Regions from separate parts of the Homo sapiens genome. Here region 1 is linked to region 2. Evidence: chromatin loops called from intact Hi-C (ENCODE). Cell type or tissue: Calu3. All regions are shown on one strand. Each heading gives the region's core, and the rest is flanking DNA. Links, peaks and the distances in the headings are about the cores only.

What was found. Hi-C counts contacts between places; a loop is a spot of excess contacts. Peaks named below come from ENCODE experiments on the same cell type or tissue, not always from the same donor. Only the 100,000 strongest peaks of a DNase experiment are listed, where the experiment ranks them.
Region 1: a loop joins it to region 2, with 1.9 times the contacts of the local background. A loop is called at or near these places in 3 of 110 quality-filtered maps.

The regions. Positions count from the first base shown.
Region 1 is chr11:66,177,405-66,193,213 of GRCh38, forward strand. All of the region lies in intron 1 of PACS1 (phosphofurin acidic cluster sorting protein 1), which reads left to right. LOC105369354 (a long non-coding RNA gene) reads left to right here and starts at 6,921. Exons shown (of 2, transcript XR_950219.2): 1 at 6,921-8,249; 2 at 12,163-12,832. In Calu3, for the core only: no CTCF peak of the experiment used is centred there; no DNase peak of the experiment used is centred there.
Region 2 is chr11:66,110,347-66,126,155 of GRCh38, forward strand. All of the region lies in intron 1 of PACS1 (phosphofurin acidic cluster sorting protein 1), which reads left to right. Among named protein-coding and RNA genes, the nearest start is that of PACS1, 48 kb to the left of the region's middle. RefSeq lists an enhancer at 2,984-3,073. In Calu3, for the core only: no CTCF peak of the experiment used is centred there; a DNase peak (open chromatin) is centred at 9,445.

The sequences.
Region 1 (15,809 bases), core at 5,461-10,460, 65 kb after region 2:
GGTCTCGAACTCCTGACCTCAGGTGATCTACCCGTCTTGGCCTCCCATAGTGCTGGGATTACAGGTGTGAGCCACTGCACCCGGCCAAAATAGATAATTTCTGTATTTCAGCTAGACTTTTCAGTTGTTCTTGGCAGGTGTGCTGATTTGCTGCACCTACTCTATCCTTCTATTAAAAGTCCACCTTCTCTTCCTGTAAGGTTTTTTTTGTTTTGTTTTGTTTTTGAGACTGGTCTTGCTCTGTCATCCAGGCCCAACTGTAATGGTGCGATCATAGCTCACTGTAGCCTTGACCTCCTGGGTTCAAGCAATCCTCCCATCTCAGCCCTGCAAGTAGCTGGGCCCACAGCTCTCACACCACCATGCCCAGCTAATTTTTAATTTTTTTTTGTAGACACGGGGTCTCACATTGCTGTCCAGGCTGCAGTAAGCATTTTAAGAGTGGGAACTTTGCGTATTTTGTATCAACATTTAGCACATTTGTATTTGTAGCATAATAGTATTTGTATTCAACAATTAGCACAATAGTCCATAATGGATGCTTAAGAAAAATGTAGTGAATTAATGCATCCAGGTGTCTAGGTTCCATTTTTAATATTTAGATCTGCTTCATCTTTTCCAGAGAGTTGAACCAATATGATATCTAGTTATATTAAATATCAAGTGTTTTACTAAGTATTGAGTAGATATATAGGAATATTTAGTATATATATCATGTAAAGAATCACATTACAACAAACACCCAATAACCTACCACCCAATTTAAGAAAATTAATTTAATTATCAGGAGTTCCTTGTATGACCTTTTTTCTCATTCCTTTCCCTTCTTCTCAGAAGTAACTGCTATCCTAAATTCTGTTGTTATCATTCCCTTGAGTGTTGCCTTCTTGAACAGTATATTGTTAGTGTTGCATGTTTTGAGCTTCATGTACATGGAACCGTACTGGATGTGTTCTATTTTCTTATTTCTGTGTATAGCAGTAATTCTTTCCTTTTCACTGCTATGTAGTATTCCATTGTATTACTACATGTGCATGCGTGTGTGATAGACATTCACAGTATTAAGCAGTTTTTTGATTTTTTGCTTTTTCCAAAGAGCAGTGCTAAAAAATTCTTGTTCCTGTTTTATGGTGGATTATATCTATCAGTATTTACTGTATTAAAATTGAAATAGAAATGTTTTAAATGTTTACTTAGTAACTCATTTAGAATAACAATTTAAAATAATAAAATTAAAATAAAAATGGATGTTTTTATGAAAAAACTGTTTTAAAACAAAAAAACAGAAGTGTGGCATTATTTTATATTTTTTTCAGATCTCTTTACTGTGTGGCTTAATAGAAAATAGCTAAGTTCTCACATCTCTTTCTGCATTCAATCTGTTACAGTATCAACAATAGTCAGAAACCTCACTATACTTGAGAGAGAATGAGGTTGAAATAGGAAATAAAATATATAATTATTTTGAAAATAGCTTTGACCTTGCACATCTTCTGAAAGGGTTTCAGGAACTCCCACAGGTCCCAGATCACACTATCACACTTAAAGAACCACTGCCCCAGGGTGTGTCCATTCTCCCCCTTTGCTGGTAAGGCCAGACCCCTCCAAAGTGAATGAATGTATTAAGTTGTCCCCTGCCACCCACCAGCAGTGTTTAATTGTTTTAGTCACTCTTATCACAGCACTTGATGTTGTCAGATTTATAATTTTTGCCAGTCTGGTAAAAATGAAATACTGTCTCCCTGTGGTTTGATTTGCATTTTCTTTGTTACTAATGAACTTAACCATCTTTTTATATTTTATTGACCACTTGCTCTCCTTTTCTGTTAAGTACCTATCCAGTATTTTTCAGCCATAACTCAAGTTTCATTCTACCTTGTAAAGTAATTTAAAATGTTTCTTTTTAAAGTACACATTCGAGGGTCAAATGGACTGTTCCCAGTTTTATTTAAGCAGTAATTTAAACATTAAGGAAAATGTTTAAGATTAAGAATATTGTTTAGACCTCGGGTGATCGGCCCGCCCCAGGCTTCCAAAGCTGGGATTACAGACGTGAGCCACTGTGCCAGGCCTAGAGGTTTCCTAGATTTCTTTGGGAGCTATTAACTGGCACTTTTGCAGGGGGAAACTTGTGTAATGTTTGGGTCAGTATAACATTCAGTATTAACATATATACCCATTCTAATCAGAGGAAATGTATCTTGACTTAAAAGGTTTCTGTTATCTCTTTGGACCTCAGTTTCCATCAGTAAACTGGAAATAGTACTTTCAGCTCCAGTACTCTGGGTTCTAATTGACTTTGTTTAATCTTTACTTCAGTTGTATAAAGGGGCTTGAAATTAACTTGAACCATAGGTACTTTTTCTTTAAGTGCCCTTTAACAGTTAATTGTGGCCCTCTGAATTCTGTTCAGCCTGTTCCTTTTGCTCTCATTGTTTGTTTGTTTATTTTTATGTATTTATTTTGAGACAGAGTCTCCCTCTTTTGCCCAGGCTGGAGTGCAGTGGCATGATCTCAGCTCACTGCAACCTCCGCCTGCCAGGTTCAAGTGATTCTCATGCCTTAGCCTCCTGAACAGCTAGGATTCACCACCACATCTGGCTAATTTTTGTATTTTAGTAGAGATGGGGTTTCACCATGTTGGCCAAGCTGGTCTCAAACTCCTGATCTCAGGTGATCCGCCTGCCTCAGCCTCCCAAAGTGCTGGGATTACAGGCATGAGCCACTGTGCCCAGCAGATTTTTTATATTTTAATTTGATATTATCTTGGCTGAGCACAAATGCTCCACTGCACTCCAGCCTGGGCAACAGTGAGAAACTTTGTCTCAAAAAAACAAAAAACAAGATATTAATGCTGCCACCAGCTTTTTTGGTTGATTCTCTTGAGATCCAATAATACACAGTCATACATTTACAAATAAGGATTGTATTGTCTCTTTCTTTCAGCTTTTTTTTTTGTGTGTGTGTGTGAAACGGAGTCTCACTCTGTTGCCAGGCTGGAGTGCAGTGGCGTGATCTCAGCTCACTGCAACCTCCCACTCCCTGATTCAAGCAATTCTCCTGCCTCAGCTTCCTGAGTAGCTGGGATTACAGGCACGCACCACCACGCCTAGCTAATTTTTGTATTTTTAGTAGAGACAGGGTTTCACCATGTTGGCCAAAATGGTCTCGATCTCCTGACCTCATGATCCGCCTACCTCAGCCTCCCAAAGTGCTGGAATTACAGGCGTGCGCCACCGCACCCAGCCTTATTTTTTTACTTACTTAATTTTGAGATAGGATGTTGCTCTCTCAACCAGGCTGGATTGCAGTGGTATGATCATAGCCCACTGCAGCCTTGACCTCCTGGGCTCAAGTGATCCTCCTACCTCAGCCTCCCTAGTAGCTGGGACTACAGGCATGAGCCACCATACTTAACAGATTTTTTAATTTTTTGTAGAAATGTGGTTTCACCATGTTGCCCAGGCTGGTCTCAAACCCCTGGGCTCAAGTGATCCACCCTCCTTGGCCTCCCAAAGTGCTGGGATTGCAGGTGTGAGCCACCATGCTCAGCCCTTTCAACCATTATCCCTTTTATTTCTAATTACTTCAGCCAGCTTTCCAGAGTTTTATGTAAGTAACACAGATAAGCCCTTCCTTATATTGTTCTTGTCTGCAGAAGGAATGTTCTGGTCTCTCATTGTTAATCCTGATGCTAATTATACACAAATATGTAGCTGTATATATTTATGGAAGGTATATATTTTTTAAATTATGTTAAGGAAGTATTTTTTCTGTTGCTTTTTTTTTTATTTTAATTTTAATTTTTTATTTTTTATTTTTTTTGAGATAGAGTCTCACTCTGTCTCCCAGGCTGGAGTGCAGTGTCGGGATCTCAGCTCACTGCAACCTCCACCTCCCAGGGTTCAAACGATTCTTCTGCCTCAGTCTCCTGAGTAGCTGGGATTACAGGTGTCCACCACCACACCCAGCTAATTTTTTTTATTTTCAGTAGAGACGGGATTTCACCATGTTGGCCAGGCTGGTCTTGAACTCCTGACCTCAGGTGATCCACCCACCTCAGCTTCCCAAAGTGCTGGGGTTATAGACGTAAGCCACCCCACCCGGCCCTATTGCTCTTTTAAAATTAGTAGTGTATGTTGAATTTTATTAAGTGCCTTTTTTAGCATCTAATAAAATAATTATGCTTATTTGTTCTTTTGAGCTTATTAATGTGATAATGTATTAAGTTTCTAATATTTCTTGTCTTAGGAGTCTCCCTTAGATATAATATATTTTTGTTTGATTAGTTCTTGCCCAAATTAGTTTTGGCTGGAACCTGGATGGTTTTTTGTTTGTTCTTTTTTTCCCCACACACCCTGGACAGTTTCTGTTTGTTTTTGTTCCTCCCACATACCTGCTTTACCTCAGTCACTGAGACACATGTACTAATGGGTTGTCATGAATGAAGAACTGGAATTTAAGTGACTAGGATTCGTCAAATGCTGATGACGTGTAAGGTTCTCTTTAGCAAAGTTTAAGGAAGGCAGTTCACCTTTTTGAGCACTTCTGTATGCCAGAGTCTATGCTAGGAACTTTTCACATTTGCTAGTTCACACAGCAATTCTATTTTATAGATGAGAAAGCTTACATTTAAGTCTCTTCTGCAATACTAGAGGAGCTACTTTGGACCTGAGACTTTTTGTATCTGGTTTTAATAAGCAAAAGTCCACACCCTACCTCTGAGGCCTGTTTCCCAATCCAGAAAATTATCATCAAGGAGATTGCAGAGAGAGATAGAAAATGTCATACATTGTGTTGGTCTGTGCAAGTAATTGGCATTCATAACCCAAAGATAAACATACCCTGAGTAACTGAAAATTTTCTTAGAATCTTATGTCCCTCTACTTCATAGAAAGCCACATCTTATGGCTATGGAGTAAAATATCCCTAAGGATGTTCCTTAGTTCTGTTTATTGTTTAGGCTTAAGTTTTTTCTCATTCGCTGATATTCTCCCATCTGAGTGATTTCAGGATGAAATTGCCCCATTCAAACATTTTCGGGAAGAAAATTTAGTTGCTTTGCTTTTTTTTTTTCTTGAGACATGGTCTTGCTGTCACCCAGGCTGGAGTACAGTTGCGTGATCATAGCTCACTGCAGTCTCATCTCCCAGGTTCATGTGAGCCTCTCACCTTAGCCTCCTGAGTAGCTGGAACTATAGGCATGTAGGCACATGGGCGCGTGTGCCACCACCCTGGGCTAGTATTTTTTAATGTTTTTATTTTTTGTAGAAACAAGGCCTCACTTATGTGCTCAGGCTGGTCTTGAACTCCTGAGCTCAAGCAATGCTCCTGCCTCAGCCCTCCAAAGTTCTGGGATTATAGGCATGGGGCACCATACCTGGTCTAGTTGCTTTGCTTTTGAAAAATCTGCTTTAAGGTTACTGGTTTAAAAATAATGCCTTAAGCTGGGTGTGGTTGCTCACACCTGTGATCCCAACACTTCAGGAGGTTGAGGCGGGCAGATCGCTTGAACTGGAGTTTGAGACCAGCCTGGGCAACATGGTGAAACCTCGTCTCTACTAAAAATACAAAAATTATCTGGGTGTGGTGGTGTGCACCTGTGGTCCCAGCTACTTGGGAGGCTGAGGTGGGAGAATCACATGAGCCCAGGAGATGGAGGCCGCAGTGAGCTGAGATCATCCCACTGCACTCCAGCCTGGGTGACAGAGTGAGACCCTGTCTCAAAAATAAATAGATAAATAAATAAATAATGCCTTAGTTCATTGTTTCACAATCAAAATTATGCTATTTCATATGAAATAATAGGTTCAGTATCTACATATATTTGGGTAACTTCTTCAGCAGTAAGAATATAGTGCTCAGAAATTTACTTGTTGGTGTTATTGAAGCTTGTTGAGACTTCCACAGGTGCCTGTAAAATAGAAACAATTTTAGAAATGTTTTTACTCTCACAAAGGAAAACCTTTTTCACAATTTTTTTCTCTTGGTTTACTCTTTATGTGAATAAATGCTGTTAAGGGAAGAGGCAGGGCTTATTCTTCCCATCTTCTGATTAAAGAACTCACACAGAGAGGAAAATGCCTTGCTCATATGACACAGCCATTTCTTGGTAGGACAAAGGAGTAATCCAGGTCACTTGTCTTCTGTTCCTTGCATTTATCTGCTCTGGTCACAAAGGGACCAGTGTAGGACAGGCAAGCCCCAGAATTGGGGCTTAGCCCAGGAAGGTTCTTTGCTTTGCTCAGGAAAGAATTCAAGAGTGAGCCAGTGGTAGAAGAAACCAGCTTTATTGAGGTGGCAGTGTTACAGCACCGTGACTGCTCTGCAGAGCAGGGATAGACCTGGTAGGCAGCCTCAAGAGCAGCACTCAGTGGCAGTTCTGCAGTCGTATTTATACCCACTCTTAATTACATGCAAATTAAGAGGCAGATTATTCAGAATTTTCTAGAAAAGGGGTGGTAACCTGCAGGTTGTTGCCATGGAAAGGAGTAGTGACATCTGGGTGTTGCCATGGCAATGGTAAACTAACATACACCAGTGGGTGTGTCTTAGGGAGTGGTGGTGTTGCCTCTTCTGTTACAGCCAGTCTTCAATCTGGTCCAGAGTTCTGCCTCCTACCTCACGACCATCATTTTGATTTGGGGTCTAACTAGTCAGGTTTTTATTTCATCCAGATCTTTGTTTCTCCTTTCTTCCCCTTTTTCTGTGCAAAATTTGACCACTTTGCTGTTTATTGATATCTTATTAGAAGGGTATTAGCCGGGTGGTAGTGGCATGCACCTGTAATCCCAGCTACTTGGGAGGCTGAGGCAGGAGAATCGCTTGAGCCTGAGAGGCGGAGGCTGCGGTGAGCCGAGATCGCACCACTGCACTCCAGTCTGGGTGACAGAGTGAGACCCTGTCTCAAAAAAAAAAAAAAAAAAAAAAAAAAGAGATGAGAGGGGAATGGAATATGACCATTTCTCTCTTAGTGAGCCTCTCAAGTTTGCATGAGAGTAGGTTAGAAACAGCTGTTAAATGCAAGTTGAGGATCATTTGTAGAAATTATTCAAGGCTGTTTCTCCTTTATCCTACAGTCACGTATAAACTAGAATTATTTAGAAGGTTTCAAAAGATTCTTGTCACTATATTTTGTTCTTTTCTGTACCCAGTTATCAAGTAGACAGCCTTATTCTTTCAGACTTAGTCTAATGAGAGCTAAATAATTTCTTGAGAGAATTTGCTTGTGCTCAAATATGTCCTCACTGAAGCCTTAGCCCAGTTACTCAGTGATCTCCTTTTGTGTAATTCAGAACTTAATTATGCACTGTCACGTTTGTTGGTTAATTGTTTGATATACTTAAATCCTGTCCTTTCAACTAGGTTATGAATTGCTCAAAAGCAGAGATTATGCCCATTTTTTTCTTTTTCAGCTCCTAGCACAGAGCTAAGTACAGAGAATATGTACAGTAAAAGGCTGATGGAGGTCTTTCTGGGAACACTCTATCAGCGGTACTCTGTCCTTCCTGCTGGTGGCAATGGGAATGTTCTCTGCAAGGGCTCACGAGGGCTTGCATGCCTATGAAGTGGAAGAGAAATGGCTTGAGGTGCAGGGAATGAGGGGACAGGCCAGGAACTCTCGGCCTAATTATAATAGCTATTGCCTCGCTGCTTTTATTGGACTGCTCTTATTGGAAGGAAATTGATCCCAAAGAGAGTCAAAGACAGGCTAAAACACTGAACTCATAAAAATATGAAAAGTAAGCGGTGAGAGCAGATCAAGGGACCAAGATTCGTTGTTTTGTTATTGTTTTATTAATGATGGTCTAGGACTTCCAAATGGAGTTTTAAAAGTTGAAAATAAATGACCTGTTACTAATATATTTTCAGAATGCCTATGTAGAGAGGAAGATTATTTCTCAGCTGAGTAACGTGGGATCCTCCTTTAAAAGTCCTTTGGACTCTAATCATCTTTGTAATACTCTGTTTTACTTTGAAGGCAGACTCAACTTCTTAGAGTTCCAGCACATTGAGCCCTGTTTGTCTCATCCATCTTTTCACTGACCTTCCAAAGGTGGACTGGCTGGAGAACCCCAGCTGTCCATTGTGTTTGAAATCCCTTTAAGTAGGGACTCGGCTAGAGGTGTTCTTCTGCCTGATCCCCAGATGAAAAGGACGGGAGGGGAGTGACAGAGGAGTCTTCAGCCAGCTGCCATATCCCCATGCCGGACCATGGAACCTGACTTCCAGCGCACTGTAGCAGAGAGGTAGCTAGAGAGCAGAAAGTAGAGATTTGGCTCTCCTAGGGATCTTGGAGAGAACTTTGTTATTTCAGCTTTTGAGATATCTTCTCTTCCTTCATAAGGATGAGACCCAGGGTTTCCTGATAGGGCACTGCCCTTTAAAATGGACTTTGGGAATAATTTGGCCAACTGGTTCTTTTTGAAAGTATTAATGTTTGGGGGTTGTAACTAAAGTCCTAACACCTTGGGAATCTGTTCCTGGTGAACATTACTTAAAGATAGGTTCACCTGCATACACAACAGAAAAACCACAAAGAAGAGGTTTCTTTCTTTCTCACGTAAAAATGAAAAAATCAGCTGGCAGCAGTGGCTCACACCTGTGATTTCAGCACTTTGGGAGGCCGAGGCAGGAGGATCGCTTGAGCCCAGGAGTTACAGACCAGCCTGGGCAGTGTAATGAGACCCCATCGCTGCAAAAAAAATTTTTTTTTTCTAATTAGCTGGGTGCGGTAGAATGCACCTGTAGTCTCAGCTACTTAGGAGGTTGAGATGGGAAGATTGCTTGAGTCCCAGAAGTTCAAGATTGCAGTGAGCTTTGATCATGCCATTGCATTCCAGTCTGGGTGACAGAGCAAGACCCTGTCTCTTAAAAAAAAAAAAAGCCACATCTTGCGTATGGTTTACAGAGGCCTGCATGTGAAGCAGCCCCACATAGGCTCCCTGGCCTTGCTGTTTCACAGGCAGACCAAGCATGCAGCCAGCTTAAGGCCTATGTACTTCTTCCCCTCAACCTAGAACTTCTCAAGGAGGCCCACCCTGGCCACCTAACTCAGAATTTCAGCCCTCCCCGCTCTCCTCTGCCTCTTGCTCGCAATACCTAGCTCTATTTTCACACAATCTGACCTACTACATAATTTACCTAATTATTATGTTTATTGCTTATTGACTGTGTCCTTTCACTAGAGTGTGAACTCAAGGACAAGACATTTTGTCTGCTTTGTTTACTGATGTATCACAAGTGACCAGAACAGCATGTGCCTCATTATAAGGCTGACAGATGAGTGACAGAGTAACGTGACAGAGCTGCAGTTCAAACCAGAGTGTATCTGACTCTACAGCCTTCATTCAGGCATTTTTTTTGTTTTAAATCAATGTGCAGATTGCATACAGTGGAGTGCATGGGTTTTGGATATAAGCCCTGTGGGTTTCTGCTGGTGTGTAGGCCCGTAACGTTGCCGTTGTTGGCCAGAGGGCTCCCTCATATCCCTTCCAATCAGTGCCTCCACCTGCCTTGGTCACTGTACTGGCATCACCACATGTTGGTCTTACCTGTTCTTGAACTTCACGTGGATGGTAAGACAGTACGTGGTCTTTTGGGTCTGGCTCTTCCGGCTCAGTGTAGTGGTTTTGAATCATCCATGTTGACACATGTATCATAGCTTGGTCTTTTTTGTGTACTACATTTTGTTTGTTCATTCTTCTGTTGGTGGGTGTGTTGTTTCCAGTATAGGACCATTGTGAGTGGAGCTGCTTTGAACCTTATTTTTTAATTTTTTATTTAATTTTAAAATTGACCGATCTTACATATTCATGGGGTACGTAGAGATGTTTTGATACATGCAATGTATGATGAACAGAACAGGGGGATTAGCATACCCATCATCTCAAACGCTGATCATTTCTTTGTGTTGAGAACATTGACTCTCCTCCTCCTAGCTATCTGTAATTAATATTATTATTAACTGTAGTCATCTTTCTGAACACTAGAGCTTATTCCTCCTATCTAGCTGTAATTTTGTACCCTTTAAGAAATCTCTCCATTTTCCTCCCTTTCCCCTGCTATTCTCAGCCTCTGGTATCATCTGTTCTACTTTTTACTTCTATGAGATTAACTTTTTTAGCTTCCATGTGTGAGTGAGATCATGCAGTGTTTTACTTTCTATTCCCAGCTTATTTCACTTAACACAATATTCTCAGTTCCATCCATGTTGCTGCAAATGACAGGATCTCACACTTTTTTATGGCTGAATAGTACTCCATGGTATGTGCACACCACATTTTCTTTATCTGTTCCTCTGTTGTCGGACCCCTAGGTTGATTCCTTCTCTTGGCTATTGTGAACGGTGCTCGGTAAACATGGGGGTCTGCATTGTCTCCCTGATACAATAATTTCCTTTCCTTTGAACCGATTCCCAGTAGTGGGATTGCTGGATCATGTGGTAGTTTTATTTGTAGTTTTTTGAAGGAACCTCCATGCTGTTCTCCATAGTGGCTGCACTAGTTCACATTCACTAGTTACAACAGTGTAGAAGAGTTCGCTTTTCTCTGCATCCTCTCCAGCATTTGTTATTTTTTGTCTTTTTGATAGTAGCCAGCCCAACTGGGGAATATGATACCTCATTGTGGTTTCGATTTGCGTTTCCCTGATGATTAGGGATGTTGAATTTTTTTTTTATATGTTCGTTGGCTATTTGTATGTTTTCTTTTGAGAAATGTCTGTTCAGATCGTTTGGCGATTTTTTTAATCGGATTTTTTTTTTTTTTTTTTGGCCGTTGAGATATTTCAGTTCTTTGTATATTCTGGGTATTAATCCCCCCATCAGATGAGTAGTTTACAAATATTTTGTCTTATTCTTTTCACTCTGTAGATTGTTTCCTTTGCTGTGCAGAAGCTTTGAACGTTCTTGTACCTGTCTTGTTGTGGTGTGCCTTCCTTTCTCTTGGGTTCCCTTGGGAGCTGGTTATAGGAGTAGACACACACAAACACACACACATATATGTAAAATCTAATCAACTACCAAATGGTTTTCTCGAGTAACTGTACCATTTTCCACTGTCCCCAGCCATGAGTGTAAGTTCTGGTTACCCTACATCTTCACCAGCACTTGGAATTATCAGCCTTTATAATTTTGCTGTAAAATTATTTTCTGCTGTAGAAAAACCAATTAAAGCAGGAGTGTCATCAGGGAAAGACTCTTCTCTTCAGGCCTTGTATCCTACATTTTCACTGCATGAGAAGCGCCCACCAGTGAAACACAGGGTAGCAGGAAACCTGGGGTGGGCAGCTAACTAACCCAGCTTCCTAATCACTGAGACTACTTCGTTACAATGTCTTGCCAGACACAGTCAGCATGAGTCATCCTCACAACTATATCTAGGAGTCTTTCCATCAAATGTGTGCAAATGCGGGTTTATGGAGAAATTTATCTTACTTCCTTAGTGTTCTCTGTTATATTAAGGTATATGTTAAAAAGTTCATTTATAATTAAAATAATTCTTCTAATTTGCTAATAAAATGCTTTATACCAACTTCAATTGGTCTCTGGACTGTGATAGGCCTAAGTGTGCATCATGTCTTGACTACTTCCTATGTGACCTGGGGACATTTTCTTAACTTCCAGCATCCGTATCTGTAAAATAGGTATAATACCCACCTCTTAGCATTACTGTGAAACTTAAAAGAGATAATGAAATGCATGTCAGGCAACTAGTACCTGATAGATACTGAATGAGGGATAAACATTTTCTTGTACTTTGAAGAATTAGAATACATTTGAGTCCCCAAGTACCCTTGAGTCATGCCATTGAAAACAAACAAAAAAAAATCCTGTTGAACTGATTGCCACAGGTTTCAAAATCAGTGTGTTGTGTGGCATTTCTGTGAAAACATGGAACATATCCAGTCTTGCTGTTGCTTTACCTAAGGTACTAAATCTTTCTTGGCCATCTTGTTAACATGAGGTGCCGTGGCATAAAGGTCTGTCTTGTCTATTTATTCAACAAATATTTATTGGTCTGTGATGTTTTTTCCTCCTAACATAATTCTGCCATATTATCCTATGATGTTTTATATGTTATGTAAGAGCCTTCTGGGGCATAATAGAGCAGCAGCACAGAACGTAACGTGATTGTTTGCTTTTCCCGCTGCGCTGTGTAGCCCACATCCTTCTACAACTCCAACAACTGGTTCAGTACCAGGCGCAGAGTGAATGTTCTCTAAATGTGGGCAGTGTTGATGAGTGAAGAATCTTAAGCAGAGAAGAAACTCATGTCCCTGACTGACTCCTGTGAGACGTTTATCTTGCAGTGAGTTTATTCAGCAGCCACAAATCAATTTGAAGGTGGAAAATGTTTGCTTTGAAAACAAGGAAAAACCTAACCCATCAGAAGCGTTCATGATTAGCAGTCTGCAAAAGTTGATCATACACATTGAGTTATCCTCGTCATACCCAACCAAAACAGAGCCGAGAAACTAGGGGAAAGGCACTCAAGGCATTGCTCCAGAAATGGAATTCTCTGCAAACCTGGCTGCTGAAACTGCCTGCTATAACCTGAAACCTGTTTTATCTGATGTCTACTGTGACGACGTGCTGCAGCTCTAAGACTAGCTTTGCCCACCACTCTCACTCACCTATCAGAGATTGCCAGTTTCCCAAAACCTTTCTTGTGCCGATGAACTTTCTCAAAGAGCAATAGTAACATTTCTCTTTTTTATAAAACATCTAAGCTTCTCTTTGTTCTTTGGACATACTGAAGACTACCTGATCTACAGGTATGCTCCCAATTGCAGCAGTTTTTTTCTTCTCAAATAAAACATTTGAATTTCAGAGATTTGTTTCTATTTTATTTGATTTTGGCAAGCCTCAGATGAGGACGAACGTTGGGCATATTCAGTCTTTTCCATTGGCTCATCCCAGTCATGTCCCATTTCATTTTGAGCCATCATTTTTTGCCTTGATGAAGGCACAAAATTCAGTTAAACAATGTACGTAGTTAACTACATTTGTTTTTGTTTGTTTGTTTGTTTGTTTTTTGAGATGGAGTCTCCCTCTGTCACCCAGGCTGGAGTGCAATGGCGCAATCTTGGCTCACTGCAGCCTCCACCTCCCGGGTTCAAGCGATTCTCCTGCCTCAGCCTCCCACATTTCTTTTTATTTTTAAGAGAATGGGATCTTTCTATGTTGCCCAGGCTGGCCTCGAACTACTGGGCTCAAGCAGTCCTCCCACCTCAGCCTCCTGAGTAGCTGGGACTGCAGGAGTTAACTACATTTCTGAATAGCCATTTGTGAACTGTAATAATCCCTTTGATATCAGTAGAACCAGAGTTCCCTGTGGGACAGCACATCTCTGCTCTGAAGGGAAGGGAGAAACAGGCGGTACTGTGGGCAGTCATTGAAGGGGGGATTTTGGAGGAAACAGCATGAACCCAGATGGCTCCAGAGCAACAGATGTCAGGAGAGTGTTTTAGGACATCAGAGTTGAGGGCACCCAGGTCACAGGCTGAGGAGGCGGTGACGTGATGGGGAAGGGCCAGGCCCTGGGATGAGGGGTGGTTCACTTCCTACTGCTGCTGTGACGAGTGGCCACAAACTTCGTGACTTCACACAACACACGTTTATTATCTTGCATTTCTGCAGGTCAGAAGTCCAAAATAGGTTTCACTGGGCAGCACGGAAGGTGTGGACAGGGTGGTGCTCCTTCTGGAGGCTGCAAGGAAGGACTGTTTTCTTGCCTTTTCCTGCTTCTTGAGGCTGCATATTCCTTGGCTCCTGACCCCCTCCCTCCATCTTCAAGGCCATCAGCCATATCTCCAGTCCCTGCTTCCTCCTTTGACTCTTTCCTCCCTGGCCCCCTCTTTTAAAGGCTCTTGTGATCATATTGGGTCCACCCAGATAATCCAGGATAATCTCCCCATCTCAGGAGCCTTAACTTAATCACATCTGCACAGTCCCTTTTGCCATGGGACTTTGCCAAGGTACCATATTCACAGGTTTTGGGGATTAGGAGATGACATCTGGGTGGTGGGGGCTGGGTATTTGGTCCACCACAAAGAGATTAGTTAGAATCCAGCTCTGTCATTTACTGGCTGTAAGTGAATTTGGGCAGGTCACTACTCCACTTGAAATGTTTTTCTGTTGCATGCGTAGAACAGTGAGCCCCCCAACACACATCCACACAGTCCTGTTTTTGAGGTCTAGGTAAAATGATATAGATGAAGAGACCTGATAAGCTTTCATACATTTTATTTGATTTTGATTCTAGCTTAAAGCAAAGAAAGAGATTTATTTGTTTTTCTTTGTGTTAGTCAGCAGATCTTTGAAAGTACTTGGGTGACTGGGCGTGGTGGCTCACGCCTGTAATCCTAGCACTTTGCCAGGCCGAGGCAGGCGGATCACCTGAGGTCAGGAGTTCGAGACCAGCCTGGCCAACATGGTGAAACCGGTCTCTACTAAAAATACAAAAATTAGCCAGACATGATAGTGGGTGCCTGTAATCCCAGCTACCCAGGAGGCTGAGGCAGCAGAATTGCTGGAACACGGGAGGTGGAGGCTGCAGTGAGCCAAAATCATGCCACTGCACTCCAGCCTGGGAGACAGAGTGAGACTCTGTCTCAAAAAAAAAAGAAAGAAAGTTCTTGAGTGAGGTTAATTCAAAACCAGAATTTAGTTCTGTTGACCTGGATTTGTCCTCCTTTAAAAAAAAAACAAAACATGAATTATATTAATTTCTTCACATACTCTTGTTAATCTGATTTTAGCTAGAAGCCATTTTAGGAAACTTAATGTAACAAATATTTGCTGAGCAACTATATACTGTGCCCAGCATTTGGGCAGATGTTGGGGAGAGAGCGGTGGAGAGGCAAGCCTGCTGCCTGCCCGCCGGAAGTTACACTCCAGTGGCATGATAGGAATTGTGCTGGGGACACATCACAGACTTTGCAAGGCATCGGGGGAAGTTCTCCTGGCAAAAATGCATAACCCAAGGCTGAGGAGGCGTTAGGTGGCAGGGTGGTGCCAACAGAAGGAACAGCAGCCTCCAAAGGCCCTGAGGCGAGAGAGGGTGGCACTGCCACGGAGCCAAAGGAAAGTTAGTGTGGCTGGAGCTGAGGGAGGGCTGTGGAGATGCAAGACAGGGGCCTGAGCAGGGCCTAGAGGGCCTCAGCACGGAGGAAAAAAGAGGTATGAAATCCAGCCGGATTCTCTGGACTTGTCATGACTCTGGTAAGCAACATCCCTCATGTGTACCGTTCCCCAGAACCTCTCCCAGGAGAAGAATGTGTAAAGACTTTGACCACCCAGGCAGCCATAGAAAGGCAGCTTCCAGAGTCTCCCTCCCACTCCTGCTGGAAGTCCAGGGTGGCCCTGCTGTGGTAAGGCCAAGGTAAAGTCAGAGCAGAGTTACTGAGACTCCACAGTGAGGGACAATCCTGTCACTTTTGAGTTGCGGGGAATTTCTTGATTTGTGGCACTGAAGATTTTCTGCATATTTGGAGCAAAATGCAGCTGAAATAGAATTTGTGACCATTTAACTATTTCCTGCCAAATGATGTATGTTTTGTTTGTGTGGATTATCTCCTCTTGCTAAAGATTTACATCTGTACATCTGTCAGGTGTGATCAGGTGGAAAGTAGAAGAGGAACTGTGTGATTCTCCTCCCTTGGTCTCCTCTTCCCCCTCAGAAATGGCTCCAACATACTAGGCATGGAGAATATTTTGCCTTTGGCTTGAGATGAATGATATCCATGGAAGTTCATGCAATAATGTACCTTTTGACACTTAACTTTAGAAGCTGGGCATGGTGGCA
Region 2 (15,809 bases), core at 7,302-12,301:
GCTGGAGTATGGTGGCTTTCACAGGCATGATCATAGCTCACTGCAGCCTCGCCCTCCTGGGCTCAAGGGATCCTCCTGCCTCAGCTTCTCGAGTAGCTGGGACCACAGGCACCTGCGTCTAGCTAAATGCCTCTTGATTTTAATGGCATGTCTTGTCTTCATAGCATATTCCACAAAAAACTCTAAAGTCTGATAGAAATGATCCTTCTCTTTCCTGTAGTTTTTTTTTGTTTGTTTTGTTTTGAGAAAGGGTCTCACTCTGGTTGCCCAGGCCGGAGTGCAGTGATGCGATCTCGGCTCACTACTACAGCCTCTGCCTCCTGGGTTCAAGTGATCCTCCCACCTCCTGAGTACCTGAGACTCCAGGTGTGCACCACCATGCCCAGCTAATTTTTGTATTTTAGTAGAGACGGGGTTTTGCCATGTTGGCCAGGCTGGTCATGAACTCCTGACCTCAAGTGATCCTCCCGCCTCAGCCTCCCAAGGTGCTGGCGTTACAGGCATGAGCCGTAGCACCCAGCCAACATTTTACTCTTTATACGTGTGTTCAGCTACAAAACTTTCTTCCCTACCAACCCTCCCAAGTCTAAGTAAAATTGATCTCGGAGTCACTTGACCTATTTATCTGGTATTATCCTGGTACGCTGCTAGAGGTATATATACAGGGTCATGTGTCACTTAAGGATGAGAATGTGTTCTGAGAAACATGTCATCATTGAGTGTACTTACACAAACCCAGATGGCATAGCCCACTACGCACCTAGGCTGTGTGGTATGGCCTGTTGCTCCTAAGCTACAAACCTGTACAGCACTGATTCAACTTTAGGCAATTGTAACACAGTGGTATTTGTGGATCTAAACATAGAAAAGGTACAGTAAAAATACAGTATAAAAAATGTTGCATCTGTATAGAACAACTCCATTATAATCTTATGGGACCCCTGTTGTATATGTGGTTTATTGTTGACTGCATGTTGTTCTGCGGTGCATGACTGTACTAGTTTTAAAAGCAGAACTGTCTCTATAATCCACTTCTTAGCTTCAGGTACTATTTCCTAATATCAGACACGTGGCACTGACTTTTCTTCTTAACTCCAGACTTATGTATCCAAGTGCCTATTTGACATCTGCATTTGGATATTGGATCAGCATCACAAATTTAATACAAGGACCTAACTCTTGATTCTCTCCACAACGCCAAACCTGTTTTTCCTCTAATTGTCCCCACCTCAGTCAACTATATTATCCACCTAGCTGCCTAAGCCAGAAACCTAGGAATTATCCCAGATTATTATTCTTTTTTTTGTTTTGTTTTGTTTTTTGTTTTTGACTCACTCACTCTGCTCAGGCTGGAGTGCAGTAGCGTGATCTCTGCTCACTGCAACCTCCACCTCCCGGGTTCAAGTGATTCTCCTGCCTCAGCCTCCCTAGGTGCTGGGATCACAGGCATGCGCCACCACGCCCAGCTAATTTTTGTATTATAGAGATGGGGTTTCACCATGTTGGCCAGGCTGGTCTTGAACTCCTGGCCTCAAGTGATCCGCCTGCCTTGGCCTCTCAAAGTGCTGGAATTACAGGTGTGAGCCACTGCACCCAGCTCAGATTCTTCTTTATAATGCCTGCCTCATGTAGTCCCTCAGCAGGAGCTATTGATTCTGAACCCTTCCCATCCCCCGTGGTTCCCTTGCTCTCCTGTCGTTCACACCACCCTGTCTCACCTGCATCACGCAGTAGCCACCAGACTGATCTGTTTCACTGCCTGTGCAGTTCTTCTCTACACTGCCGGCAGAGTGGTCTCTTTGAAATGCAGATCTGATTGTTGCACTCACCTGCCTAATCCCCTCCAGTAAAACCCAGACTTCTTCTCCTGGCCTACAAGATCCTGTTTGGCTTGGCCTCTGCCTGCTCTCCAGCCTGTTTCTTACCCTCTTCGCCTAGTTTGCTGCATGCCTGCCACATGGCCTGCCTTCTGCTGCTGCTTGGATAGGAGAGGCTCAGTCTCTCCTTAGGGCCTTTGTGCTTGCAGTTCTTGGAAATGCTTGGATGTCAGAAGGTTACATGGCTGTCCCGTTGGTGTCATTCAGGTCTCACTCAGCGCAGACAGGCCTTCCCTCGCTGCGCAGTTAGTCACATGCCTCTCGTTGCTTTCTTAATATTTTACTTTAAACTTTTTTTCTATTACATACCTTATCCGACATGATTTTGTTTGTGTGTTTTACAGGAGAGGGGTTATATCTGTCTCGTTCATGACTGAGTTCTCAGTGCCTGAACAGTTCCTGACATCCAGTAGACCCTTTATATCTATTTGTTGAATAAGTGACTGCTTTTCCCGTTGTGCATGGGCCAGTGCCAGGGGTCGAGTTGTAGTGAACTGAGAGTACATGGACAGTGCTGAATGGGGAAATGAAAGTTATCAAAAGCCTCTGGTGCCTTGCTTATTCATAGCAGATTTGTTCATAATAACAAAAGCTGGAAAGAACCCAAATGCCCATCAACACATGAATGAATAAACTGTGGCTATGATTTGGCTATAAAAAGAATGATACATGGTGGAATATGGATGAATCTTGAAAGCATTATGCTGCATGAAAGGAAGCCTTACACAGAAGAGCACATACTTAGGATTCCATTGATATGAAATTCTAGGAAGGGCATTTAATTTATAGTAAGAGAAAAGTGGCTAACCAGAACCCAGGATGGGAGAGGGTTGACTGGGATGGAACACAGAACTTTTAGGGTAATGGAAATGTTCTGTATCTTAAATATGGTGGTGATTACACAGGTATAAATTTGTCAGAACTTATCAAAATGTACAATTAAATCAGTCCACTTTATTGTATATAAACTATTTCTCAAAGTTGAACTGGTGTCTGACATTTAAATGTACTTTGGATTTCTTTTGTTTACCTACCCACTTCTTGGGCAGATGACTTTTCTTTTAATTTCCAGTTCTCCTAGCTACCTGCTGACTCATCCCAGACGTACTTACATTCCTGTTTCTGAATCAGTTCCAACATCCTTTGGGTCTCTTGTCCTCAATCTCTAGTTGGCAAAACATCTTTCTAATTGCAGGGTTATTGGTTATCTTCAGATATGCTATTGGAACTTACTTACCATCAAGGCTAGTTGGGTCTCCACCTCAAAGACTAAGTATCTCCAAACAGATACTTTTACAACGTAACAAGCAAGGAAAAAAAATGTTTGCAGCACATGTAGTTTGACAAGAAGACATAAGAGTATATTTTAAACTCTCAGTTCCTTTCGGTATGATGACTTGTATACTTTGATCAGACTTCCTCTTCAGAAGTTGTAGTCTTTATGTTTAGGATTCCTCCTGTTCCTGTTAATACAGCAGCTGAACTGAAAGCTGTATAGAGATTTGATGAATAGTTGACTGTCTCGTGATCAAACTCTTGCTCTGACATTAATATACTTTATTTAGTATCAAGTCTAATTTTCATCTTTTATTTTTCCTCCCTTTAGTTCACAGAATCACCCAGTCCTTTCTTCCTTTATTAATACATTATTTTGCAAGTGATATATGACCACAGCCTCATAAAGTACTCAAGCAAACACATAGGGTATGATGTGAAAGTGCCACTGAAGCTCTTTTGCATCTCTCCACCTCCCCAGACAAAAATACGATTAAGAGTTCGGCAGACATTCTTCCAGATCTTTTCCTAAGCATTGACATAGGACATGTGTACAGATACATAGACATTGTTTACGTAAGCAGAATCACTATGAGTTGTTCAGCTTGTTTTTTTTTCACATAAAAACGTATCTTGGGGGCTGGGTGCGGTGTCTCACGCCTGTAATCCCAGCACTTTGGGAGGCCGAGGCGGGCGGATCACAAGGTCAAGAGATCGAGACCATCCTGGCTAACACGGTGAAACCCCGTCTCTACTAAAAATACAAAAAATTAGCCGGGAGTAGTGGCGGACGCCTATAGTCACAGCTACTCGGGAGGCTGAGGCAGGGAAATGGCATGAACCCAGGAGGCAGAGGTTGCAGTGAGCTGAGATCCCACCACTGCACTCCAGCCTGGGCGACAGAGCAAGACTCCGCCTCAAAAAAAAAAAAAAAAGTACCTTGGGGATTTTTCTGTTTTTGTACTTACAGGCCTATCTCATACTTTTTAATGGCTGCTTAGTATGCCATAGAATAGAGAAAACACAGTTTATTTAACTAATCCTACTAAATGGACATTTATTTCTAATTTTCACTCTAATAGTCAAAAAATGAATTTAGAAAATGCAAATAATTTGTGTTTTTAGGGTCTTTCATTTCTTATTTAGTTATATAATTATTCTAGCTTTTAAAAAAGCTTATTAGGGTGGGAAGTGCCTCACTGATACTGTAATGTTAGAACTACACTGAAAACTTTGTTTCAGAAGAAAAAGTTGAATGTAAGTTCTCTGTGACTGCGGACTTCATTAGCATTGTGTCTTCAGGGCTTTCTTTTTAGGTATGATTATAAACCAAAAGCACTATAAGTGGTTACATAATTTTCTTACAGTTTGTATACCTCATTCAAAAGAAGCATACATCTCTAAGGATTAGAACTAGAACCATAAGCCAGGTGTGGTGGCTCACACTTGTAATCCCAGCACTTTAGTAGGCTGAGGTGGGAGGATCATTTGCACCCAGGAGTCAGAGACCAGCCTGGGTAACATAGGGAGACCCCATCTCTACAAAAAAAAAATACAAAAATTAGCCGGGCATGCTGGCTCATGGCTGTGGTCCCAGCTACTTGGGAGGCTGCGGTGGGAGGATTGCTTGAGCCTGGGAGGTCAAGGCTGCAGTGAGCTGTGATTGTGCCACTGCACTCCAGCCCAGGTAATAGAGCGAGACCCTATCTCAAAAAAAAAAAAAAAAAAAAACTAGAACAGTGACCTTTGGTTGTAACATGATCAGCAGTTGGTTATAATGAGTGCTTTAAATTAATGTTTTCCCATGGAGCTGGAGCCAAGCATTTGTGAAAAATGTTTTTTCTCTCTCCCTTTTTCAGTTTGAAATCCTGCTAATACACTAATTTCTGTGGAACTTTCTACCAGCCTCTACTGGTGACCAGCAGTTGCTGGTTTATTAGCACTCAAAATATTTAAAACAAGCAAGAAACCTGTCTTTCCATCTCCTTGCCCTGTATATGGAGATGCACAAATATGGAAAATTCTGATGTTTAAGCAGAATTAGTTATATTTCAGGTAGATGGATTTGAATCTTTCAAAACCCCACATGAGGTAAGTATATTTCTTCAGCCCTGCTTTTCAGCAAATAGTGGGACTGCAGAGCAGGCTGACATTTGTCTTAGCTACCCAAGAAGGACCAAAATTGCCTTCCTGTTAGGTTTTGCCTGCATGTTTAGTTATGAGACAGCCTGAGACCCTGTTTTTCTTTCGTATTAGCTGACCTCGGTATTAACCTCACCTTCCCTCCTCCCCTTCTTTTTTTGGTTTCTGGTTTTCCTTTTCAATTTGTTACAAGTACGCTTAAAGCACGAAGGCGTTGCAGTTGTTAGAGATTATTTTGTTCTCTGGCGGTTTCAGTTATCTTGACTTTAAGCTTTCTTCCTCTTAGACAAATAATATAGGCAGCTGTCATATCTGAGGGTTTTAAATTCTTGTTAACCTTTTAACTTATTGTGATTAAGATGAATTTGAAAAGAAAGCCATTTCCTCTATTTAAGAATTGCCTTGGCAAGAAGTTGGAAATCCTAGAACCTTGTTGCAAAGGAATGTGTCGCTATTTGTTATGAATGAGTCTGGTTGGGTCCAGTGAAACCTTCCTATTGCTAATGTGCAATTAGGTATCTTCAGTGAGGGAGAGACTGTCCTCTAAGCAAAGCAGCTAAAGCTCCAGGGGCAAAGGGCAGAGCGAATAAGCAGGGGCCTGGGTCATCTATTTTGTTCTCTGGCCTGAAAGCATTTGACTGCTCATCTCACATCCCTTCTTTGCCCTCAGTCGTTAGATATTAGGTCTACTGTGGTTGAATGAGACTGTCTACAAAAGGGTTCCAGTGCTCACCAAAAGCTGTTTGTAAATACGAAGTATTACATATTATCTTTCCTAAGGTTGTGAGAACCTAGAAGAACTGCCTTTGATTAATGCTAGAAAACAGCTCTTATGAGACATAAAGTTCATTTAATAATCCCACAAATGCTTACGAGCAACTATTCTATACCAGGCAGTTTTCTAGCTTTTTGGAAATAGAGTGGTGAACAAAATAGATGAACATCTCTGCCTTCATAGAACTTAGATTCTAGCTGGGCACAGTGGCTCACGCCTGTAATCCCAGCACTTTGGCTGAGGCAGGTGGATTACTTGAGCTCAGGAGTTCAAGACCAGCCTGGGCAACATGTTGAAATCACATCTCTACCAAAAATACAAGATATTAGCCAGGCGTGGTGGTGTGTGTCTGTGGTCCCAGCTACTCATAAGACTGGGGTGAGAGGATCACTTGAGCCTGGGAGGTGGAGTTTGCAGTGAGCTAAGATCGTGCAACTGCACTCCAGCCTGGGTGACCAAGTGAGACTCCATCTCAAAAACAAAAAAAAAAACAACTCAGATTCTAGTTGGGGAGACATATACTAAATAAGATAACACAAATAAAGGGCAGTATATAGTGAATTCAGTAGGGACAAATGCTGGGTAGAAAAAACTAAGCAGGGGAAGAAGACAGGAAGTGTCAGGAGTAGTACTGTGGCTTTATTATTATAAATTGTTTCCTTTTAAAAACGATGTGTATTATGCATTAAAGCATTGCTCTGAGAAGGGGTCCTCTGACTTCTCCAGACTGCCAAAGGGACCCTGGCATTGAAAGGGTTAAGGAGGCTGGGCGCAGTGGTTCACACCTGTAATCCCAGCACTTTGGGAGGCCTAGGTGGATAGATCACTTGAGGTCAGGAGTTTGAAGCCAGCCTAGCCAACATGGTGAAATCGTGTCTCTCCTAAAAATACAAACATTAGCTGGGCATGGTGGCGGGCACCTGTAATCCCAGCTACTCAGGAGGCTGAGTCAAGAGAATCGCTTGAACCCAGGAGGAGAGGTTGCAGTGAGCCGAGATCGCACCACTGCACTCTAGACTGGGCAATAAGAGGAAAACTCCATCTCAAAAAAAAAAAAAAGAGAGAAAAGAAAGAAAAAGAAAAGGTTAAGGACCCCTCATTAGAGTTACAAGACCAGCCCTCAACATGTGATTAAAAGATGTTTGTTATGGCCGGGCGTGGTGGCCCATGCCTGTAATCCCAGCACTTTGGGAGGCCGAGGCAGGCGGATCACCTGAGGTCGGGAGTTCGCGACCAGCCTGACCAACATGGAGAAACCCCATCTCTACTAAAAATACAAAATTAGCTGGGCATAGTGGCGCATGCCTGTAATTCCAGCTACTTGGGAGGCTGAGGCAGGAGAATTGCTTGAACCCAGGAGGTGAGGTTGCAGTGAGCCGAGATTGCGCCATTGCACTCCAGCCTGGGCAACAAGAGTGAAATGCCATCTCAAAAAAAAAGAAAAAAAAAAGATGTTTGTTTCCTCTTTGATGCTTTATGTGATAATGATGCGGTAGACTTTCCACATATCTCCCTATTATATCTGGTAATTGTGGCTTTAAATTATTTGAAGCTGTCATTCACTTTTGAGACTAGTGTTTGTAGGATGTTTTTTCCATTTGTGTTCTGTAGAACCCCAGGGTACCCTGAAGCCTTTTTGGCACATGTGGGGGTCATTTTAAACGTATGTTTGGATTATTCATCTACGTTAGTCTAAACAAGTAATCAGATGCCTGGCTTTGAGGTAGGTATAAGTAAAGAGAATAGACTAAGGGGTTGGTGCATATTTATGGAACATAAACAGCATAGATGGTTAACAGATGCTACACACAGGTGAACCACTGATTTAACCTGTTATGTGTATGCCATTGAGCCACTATCAAGACCTTGAGCTGCTACCTAGTGTCTGTATAAAGATAAGAATTTCCAGCCAGGGGCCGGGCGCTGTGGCTCATGCCTATAATCCGGGCACTTTGGGAGGCTGAGGCAGTAGGATTGCTTGAGCCCAGGAGCTCAAGACCACCCTAGGCAACATAAGGAGACCTTGTCTCTGCAAAAAATGAAAATATCAGCCAGATGTGGTTGTGTGCACTGGTAGTCCCAGCTCCTTGGGAGGCTGAGGTGGGAGGATCACTTGAGCCTGGGAAGTCAAGGCTGCAGTGAGCCATGATTGTGCCACTGTACTCCAGCCTGAGTGACAGAGTGAGATCTTGTCTCTAAAATATAAATAAATAAAAAGGATATTTTCTAGGCCAGGCGTGGTAGCTCACGCCTGTAATCCCAGCACTTTGGGAGGCTGAAGTGGACCAATCACCTGAGCTCAGGAGTTTAAGACCAGCCTGGGCTTAGGCAACATGGCGAAACCCCATGTCTACAAAAAAAAAAAAAAAAAAAAAAAGAAAGAAAAAGAAAAAAAGATATTCTGAGCTTATTTTCTCGTTATTTCCTTCTCTCCCTTCCCAAATATTTTTTTGAGCATCTGTGTCAGCTAGGAATACAGAAACTAAAAAACATTGCTTGCCCTTGTGACTGGGGAGATATAGACAATTGAATAATCAACCACAACATGTTATAGTAAGTGCTAAGATAAAGGTAGGCACAAGTGTCAGGGAAAACACAGAAGTGGGATGCCTGAGCTGAGTGGGAGTGGGGGTGGCCCAAGAAGGCTTCCTGAACCAGTGGCACCAGATGGACAAGGGAGAGGCCCCCTACTCCCTGCTTGTCCTCTGCTCTCTTCTGACCGGTAGCGTTAATACTTCTTTGGTTTAATGCAGGATCACCAGACTCTGTGGCCCACGACCTGTTTTTGTGTAGCCCATAAGACATACCTTTCTAAGTACTATAGCTGAAAAACATCAAAAGAGTAGTAATATTTTGTGACATGTGAAAATTATATGAAATTCAAATTTCTGTCTGTAAACCTCACTGGAACACAGCCATGCTCATTCGTTTGTATATGGTCTGTGGCTGCTTTCTCCCTACAACGGTAGAATTGAACAGTTGCATCAGAGACCTTATGGCCTGCTAGGCCAGAAATGTTAAGCCCTTTACAGAGAAAGCTTGCTGGCTCCTGTTTAATGCTTTAACTGCCCTACTGAAAGGCAGGAGGTTGAAAAAATGATGGTAGTCAAAAGGAATGCATGAAATCCTGTTGTCTTCTGTTAGCTGATTGCAAGTAGTACACAGGATATATTTGAGACATCTCTTTTCCTATCTCCCACCAAAGGATAATTCAGGCGGATCTCAGTGCACAGGCACAGGCATTTGCCTCATTCTTGTTTTGTCTGTTTTGAATTTAGTTATGGGAATATTTTAATATCTCTCAAAAATAGGGTATCTGGTGTGAGTCAGAATGATTATAGAACATGCTTGCCTGGAGAACAGGAAATGCGGGATCCACTCCTGGTGTGCTGTTAGCTGAAGGACGTCAGAACTGTCCTTTAACCTCCCTGCAGGTCTCTAAATGGTAGGATTGTTTGGGGATTACACTAGATCATCTCTAGGCACCGTTCAGCTCAGTAGAGACATTGCTGCATGGTGGAAGGAGTGACCTCAGTGTGAATCCTGGTTCTGTCCCTTTCTGCCCAGGAGACCTTGAGCAGCTTATCTAAATGCTGTGTGCCTTTGTTAGCTCATCTGAAAATGTGGCTGTAAGAATGACCTCATGAGAATGGACTGAGATCATATTCTTAAAACTCTTGGCACTAATAGGTATTTAATCTACTATAACTGTGAAAATTATGTCTGTGAACTCTTTTTTTTTTTTTTTTTGAGACAGAGTCTCGCTCTGTTGCCCAGGCTGGAGTGCAGTGGCACGATCTCGGCTCACTGCAACCTCTGCCCCCTGTGTGCCACCACTCTCGGCTAATTTTTGTATTTTTAGTAGAGATGGGGTTTCACCATTATTGGCCAGGCTGTTCTTGAACTCCTGACCTCAAGTGATCCACCTGTCTTGGCCTCCCAAAGTGCTAGGGTTACAGGCGTGAGCCACTGGACCCAGCCTGAATACTAATTATATACTTCATTTTAATCAAACTCAATTTGTGAAATAGCTGGATTTAGGATTTGCTTAATGAAAGAGATATGACGTTCCTTTAAAAGCCAGCTTTTCTACTAGAATCAACATTATTTGAATTACATGCAATTATATGAGATCATATCAATGCATAGGAAGCTAGACATGTATTAGATTGTGGTTAAGGGCATACGCTTTGGAGCCATATAATATAGCTGTGGTTCAAAGCCTGGCTTTGCCATTTACTTACTAGCTGTGTATGATCTTGGCCTTCCATTTCCTCCTGGGAATGATAATAATACTTGCTGTGAAGATTAAATGAAATTACCCATGTGAAATGCTTAGCATGGTACCTAAGTAGTGCCACTCTAAAGTTTCATGGCCTCCTACTCTCTGGACACATACCTATCCTCTGTCTGCTAGAACTCCTCACTTCCCTGTTCTCCTAACTTACTTATCCTTCAGAGCCCAGTTCAAGGGACGTCTTCATGAAGTCCCCCTTGCCCCAGCCCTGTGCTTCCACAGGGCCTGTGCACGCCTCTCTCTGCTTCCCACTGTGTGCGGGCCCTACCTCCTCCTTTTATTGTGCTTCACTTTCTTGTGCTTCACAGATGCTGCATTTTTTACAGATTGAAGATTTGTGGCAACCCTACGTTGAGTAAGTCTGTCGGCACTGTTTTTCTAATAGCATGTGCTTACTTTGTATCTCTGTGTCACATTTTGGTAATTCTTGCAGTATTTAAAATTTTTTTATTATTGTGTTGGTTACGGTGATCAGTGGTCTTTGATGCTGCTGTCGTGATTGTTTTGGGGTGCCATGAACCGCATCCGTGCGAGACGTTAGACGTAATTGATAATGTTGGCATGTGCTCTGACTGCCCCACTGACTGGCCATTCCCCCATCTCTCTTCCTCTCCTCAGGCCTCCCTATTTCATGAGATACAGTATTGAAATTAGGTCAATTAATAACCCTACAATGGCTTTTAAATGTTCAAGTGAAAGGAAGAGTTACGTGTCTCTCACTTTAAATCAAAAGCTAGGAATGATTAAGCTTAGTAAGGAAGGAATATTGAAAGCCAAGACAGGCTAAAAACCAGGCATATTGAAAGCCAAGACAGGCTAAAAACCAGGCGTCTTGCAGCAGTTAACTAAGTTGTGAATGTAAAAGAAAAGTTCCTGAAGGAAATTAAAAGTGCTACTCCAGTGAACTCCGGAATGCTAAGAAAGCAAAACAACCTTATTGCTGATGTGGAGAAAGTTTCAGTGATCTGGACAGAAGATCAAACCAGCCACAACATTCCCTTAAGCCTAAGCTTGATTCAGTGCAAGATCCTGACTCTCTTCAATTTTATGAAGGCTCAGAGAGGTGAGGAAGCTGCAGGAGAAAAGTTTGAAGCTAGCAGAGGTTGGTTCATGAGTTTTAAGTAAAAAAGCAACATAAAAATGCAGGGTGAAGCAGCAAGTGCTGATGCAGAAGCTGTAGCAAGTAATCCAGAAGATATAGCTAAGGTGGCTAGATGATGAAATGAAGGTGGCTACACTAAACAACAGATTTTCAGTGGAGATGAAAGAGTGTTCTGTTGGAAGAAGATGCCATCTAGGACTTTCATAGCTAGAGAGGAGAAGTTAGTGTCTGGCTTCAACATTTCAGAGGACAGGCTGACTCTCTTGTTAGGGGTGAATGCAGCTGGTGACTTTAAGTTGAAGCCAATGCTCATTGACTATTCTGAAAATTCTAGAGCCCTTAAAAATTATGCTCAATCTACTCTGCCTGTGCTCTATAAATGGAACAAAAAAGCCTGGATGACAGCATATCTATTTAGAGCATGGTTTACTGAATATTTAAGCCCACTGTTGAGACCTGCTCAGAAGAAAAGATTCTTTTCAAAATATTACTGCTCATTGACAGTGCACCTGGTCACCCAAAATTCAGATGGAGATGTACAAAGAAATTAATGTTGTTTTCATGCCTGTTAACCACAACATCCATGCAGCAGCCCATGGATAAAGGAATATTTTCAGTTTTCAAGTGTTATTAGTTAAGAAACATTTTGTAAGGTTATAGCTGCCATAGGTAGTGATTCCTTTCATGGATCTGGGCAAAGTAAATTTAAAACCTTCTGGAAGGGATTCACCATTTTAGATGCCATTAAGAACATTTGTGGTTCATGGGAGGAGGTCAAAGTATCAACATCAACAGGAGTTTGAAAGAAGTCGATTTCGACTCATGGATGATTTCAAGGTGCTCACGACTTCAGTGGAGGAAATAACTGCAAAAGTGGGGGAAATGGCAAGAGAACTAGAATTAGAAGTGGGGTCTGAGGATATGACTGAATTGCTGTAATCTCGAGATAAAATTTGAACAGATGTTTCTTGTGGATGAGCAGAGAAAGTGGTTTCTTGAGATGGGACCTACTCCTGGTAAAGATGCTGTGAACACTGTTGAAATGATAATGTATTACAATAATTTATAACAATAACTATGTATTACATAAACTTAGTGATAAAGCAGCAGTAAGGTTTGAGAGAACTGAATCCAATTTTGCGAGAAATTCTGCTGTGGGTAGCATGCTATCAAATGTATTGCATACTTTAGAGAAATCTTTAATGAAAGGAAGAGTCAGTGTGACAAACTTCATTGTCTTATTTTAAGAAATTGTCACAGATACCCCAACCTTTAGCAGTCACCATCCTGATCAGTCAGCAGCCATCAACATTGAGGCAAGACCCTCCACCAGGAGAAAGATTGCAACTTGCAGAGGGCTCAGAAAATTGTTAGCTTTTTTTTTTTTTTTTTAATGAGACGGAGTCTTGCTTGGTTGCCCGGGCTAGAGTGCAGTAGCATGGTCTTGGCTCACTGCAACCTCCGCCTTCTGGGTTCAAGCAATTCTCCTGTCTCAGCCTCCCAAGTAGCTAGGATTATAGGCACGTGCCACCATGTCCAGCTAATTTTTGTATTTTTAGTAGAGACAGGGTTTTGCCATGTTGGCCAGGCTAGTCTTGAACTCCTGACCTAAGGTGATCCACCTGCCTCGGCCTCCCAAAATGCTGGGATTATAGGCGTGAGCCACCACGCCTGGCTCAATAAGCCATTTTTATTTTTTTATTTTATTTATTTATTTATTTTTTTGGGACAGAGTTTCGCTCTGTCGCCCAGGCTAGAGTGCTGTGGCGTGATCTCGGCTCACTGCAAGCTCCACCTACCGGGTTCATGCCATTCTCCTGCCTCAGCCTCCCAAGTAGCTGGGACTATAGGCACCTGCCACCGCGCCCGGCTAATTTTTGTTGTTTTTAGTAGAGGTGGGGTTTCACCGTGTTAGCCAGGATGATCTCGATCTCCTGACCTCGTGATCCACCCACCTCAGCCTCCCAAAGTGCTGGGATTACAGGCGTGAGCCACCGCACCCAGCCCATTTTTAAATTAAAGTATATACTTTTTTTTTTTTTAAGACAATGCTATTGCACAGTTGATAGACTACTGTATAGTGTAAACATAACTTTTATATGCACCGGGAAATAAATAATTTCATGTCACTTGCGTTATTGCAGTGGTCTGGAACTAAAGCCACAATATCTCCAAGGAACTGTTTACTTGCTGTCTCGCTATCAGACTGTGAGACTGTCAAGGGCAGGCATTCTGCGCAGCTTTGGCAATACCGTCTAGTTGTAAAAAAGACGGAACTGTTTCAGGCCATGGGCATTCTAGTGGGAAGACAAATATTTAATCTCAAGTGTGCAAAATGCTGCCATAGAACAGGAGTGCAGTGGAGCATAATAGGAGCTCTGGACCTTGTCTGAACACATAAAAGAAGCCTTTTTCCTAAGGAGTGATTGCTTAAGTTGAAACCTGAAGGATGTGTGGGAATTAGCTAAGTGAAGAGAAGGAAGAGTTCCAGGCAGAGAAAACTGTGGACATAATGGCTTTGGGCAAGTTACTCAGCTTCTTCTCTGCTTCAGTGTCTTCATCTATAAAATGGGAATAATATAACCTAGAGTTATATAGTTAGGGTTGTTGTGATCATAAAGACAGTATTTTAAGTCATCATCTTCTAATATTTCTGAAGTGGGGCATAATTGGTTCATTCAGGATAACTTCTGGGTCCACGTTTATGTATTGAATGGCTAAATGTATGGATCTGCTTACTGCACTTTAACCTTGTTCTTTACCTGCTCTGAAGCCTTTCTTGCATTTTAATGACAAGAACGGTGTATTTTGCCTTTCAGTGAGTTTGTTAATTATGGAGATCAAACTCTGCCTTTCATTACTGCATAAGTCTCATGGTGTGTCAGACATCTTAGGTCAGTGTGTGTCATCAGTTAGAATGCTTTCACCTTCAAGAAACAGAAAAGCCAGCTCAATGACTTAAACACACAGATGTTTATCATTTCAGAAAACAAAAGTCTGGGGCAAGGGTGAGTCCAGTGCTGGTTAACTGAGCAGCCTGGCAAAGGCATCAAGGAGCCAAGTTCATTTTGCCCTCCTGCTTTGTCATCCTCAGTACAGGCTTGCCCGCTGGCTCCCCATGGTCTCAGGTGGCCTGTCGCAGTTCCAGGTGCCACAGGGAGACACCAGAACATCCCATTGAGGAGGAGGAACTGTTTCTTTCCATGTCTGTCTCTTTATTGATGAACATTTGGGTGGCTTCCACCTTTTGTCCATTGTGAATAATGCTGCTATGAACATTGGTGAACAATAAATTCTTTTTAAAAATACAGCATCTAGGGGCTAAGCTATGAGGATGCAGAGGCATAAGAATGATACAATGGACTTTGGGGACTCGGGTGAAAGGGCAGGAGGCAGGTGAGGGATAAAATACTGCAAATTGGGTACAGTGTATACTGCTTGGGTGTTGGGTGCACCAAAATCTCAAAAACCTACGGAAATAAAAAATTAAAGTACCACATCAATTAATGCGTAGACCAAATCTTATTGCAATTAAATTTCTACTTTTAGCATCATTTGCTACAATGAAGTTCTAGTATTTGAAATATTTTGAGCCACTGACTTGCTGTTTAATGGGATTTGATCCCATAGTAAAGAAGATATAAACCAAGTAAGTCAAAAGGATCTTAGAAGCAATTTTATTCCATCCTCTATTTTGAAGATGTTCTGGATTCAGAGTGATTTTCCAGGGTCAGAGAGCTAAGTCATGTTAAATAATTCAAAGTGTATGAAAATACACATTACTCACAGATTCAAGTAGAGTAACCAGGGGTGTCTTTTGCCTCTAGTCTTACTCTAACCAGTGTCTAACTATGCCTGTGTAGATAAAATAAAATAGAAAACTGGGATAATTCAGGTATTCAAGTAATTGAAGAAAATCAGTCCTGTTTAAAATATCTGGGCAGGCCGGGCATGGTGGCTCATGCCTGTAATCCCAGCACTTTGGGAGGCCGAGGCAGGCAGATTACTTGAGGTCGGGAGTTCAAGACCAGCCTGGCCAACATGGTGAAACCTCGTCTCTACTAAAAATACAAAAATTAGTCATGCATGGCGGCGCATGCCTGTAATCCCAGCTACTCGGGAGGCTGAGGCAGGAGAATTGCTTGAGTCCAGGGAGCAGAGGTTACAGTGAGCCGAGATTGTACCATTGCACTCTAGCCTGGGTGACAGAGCAAGACTCTGCCTCAAAAAAAAAAAAAAAAAAATGTGGGCAACTCTAATACTTAGCTTTTAGGTATTTGCTTCAGTAGTCCACTTTATGTGTTAGTGTTCGACATTACTAGTGGGATTTTGCTTCTCATG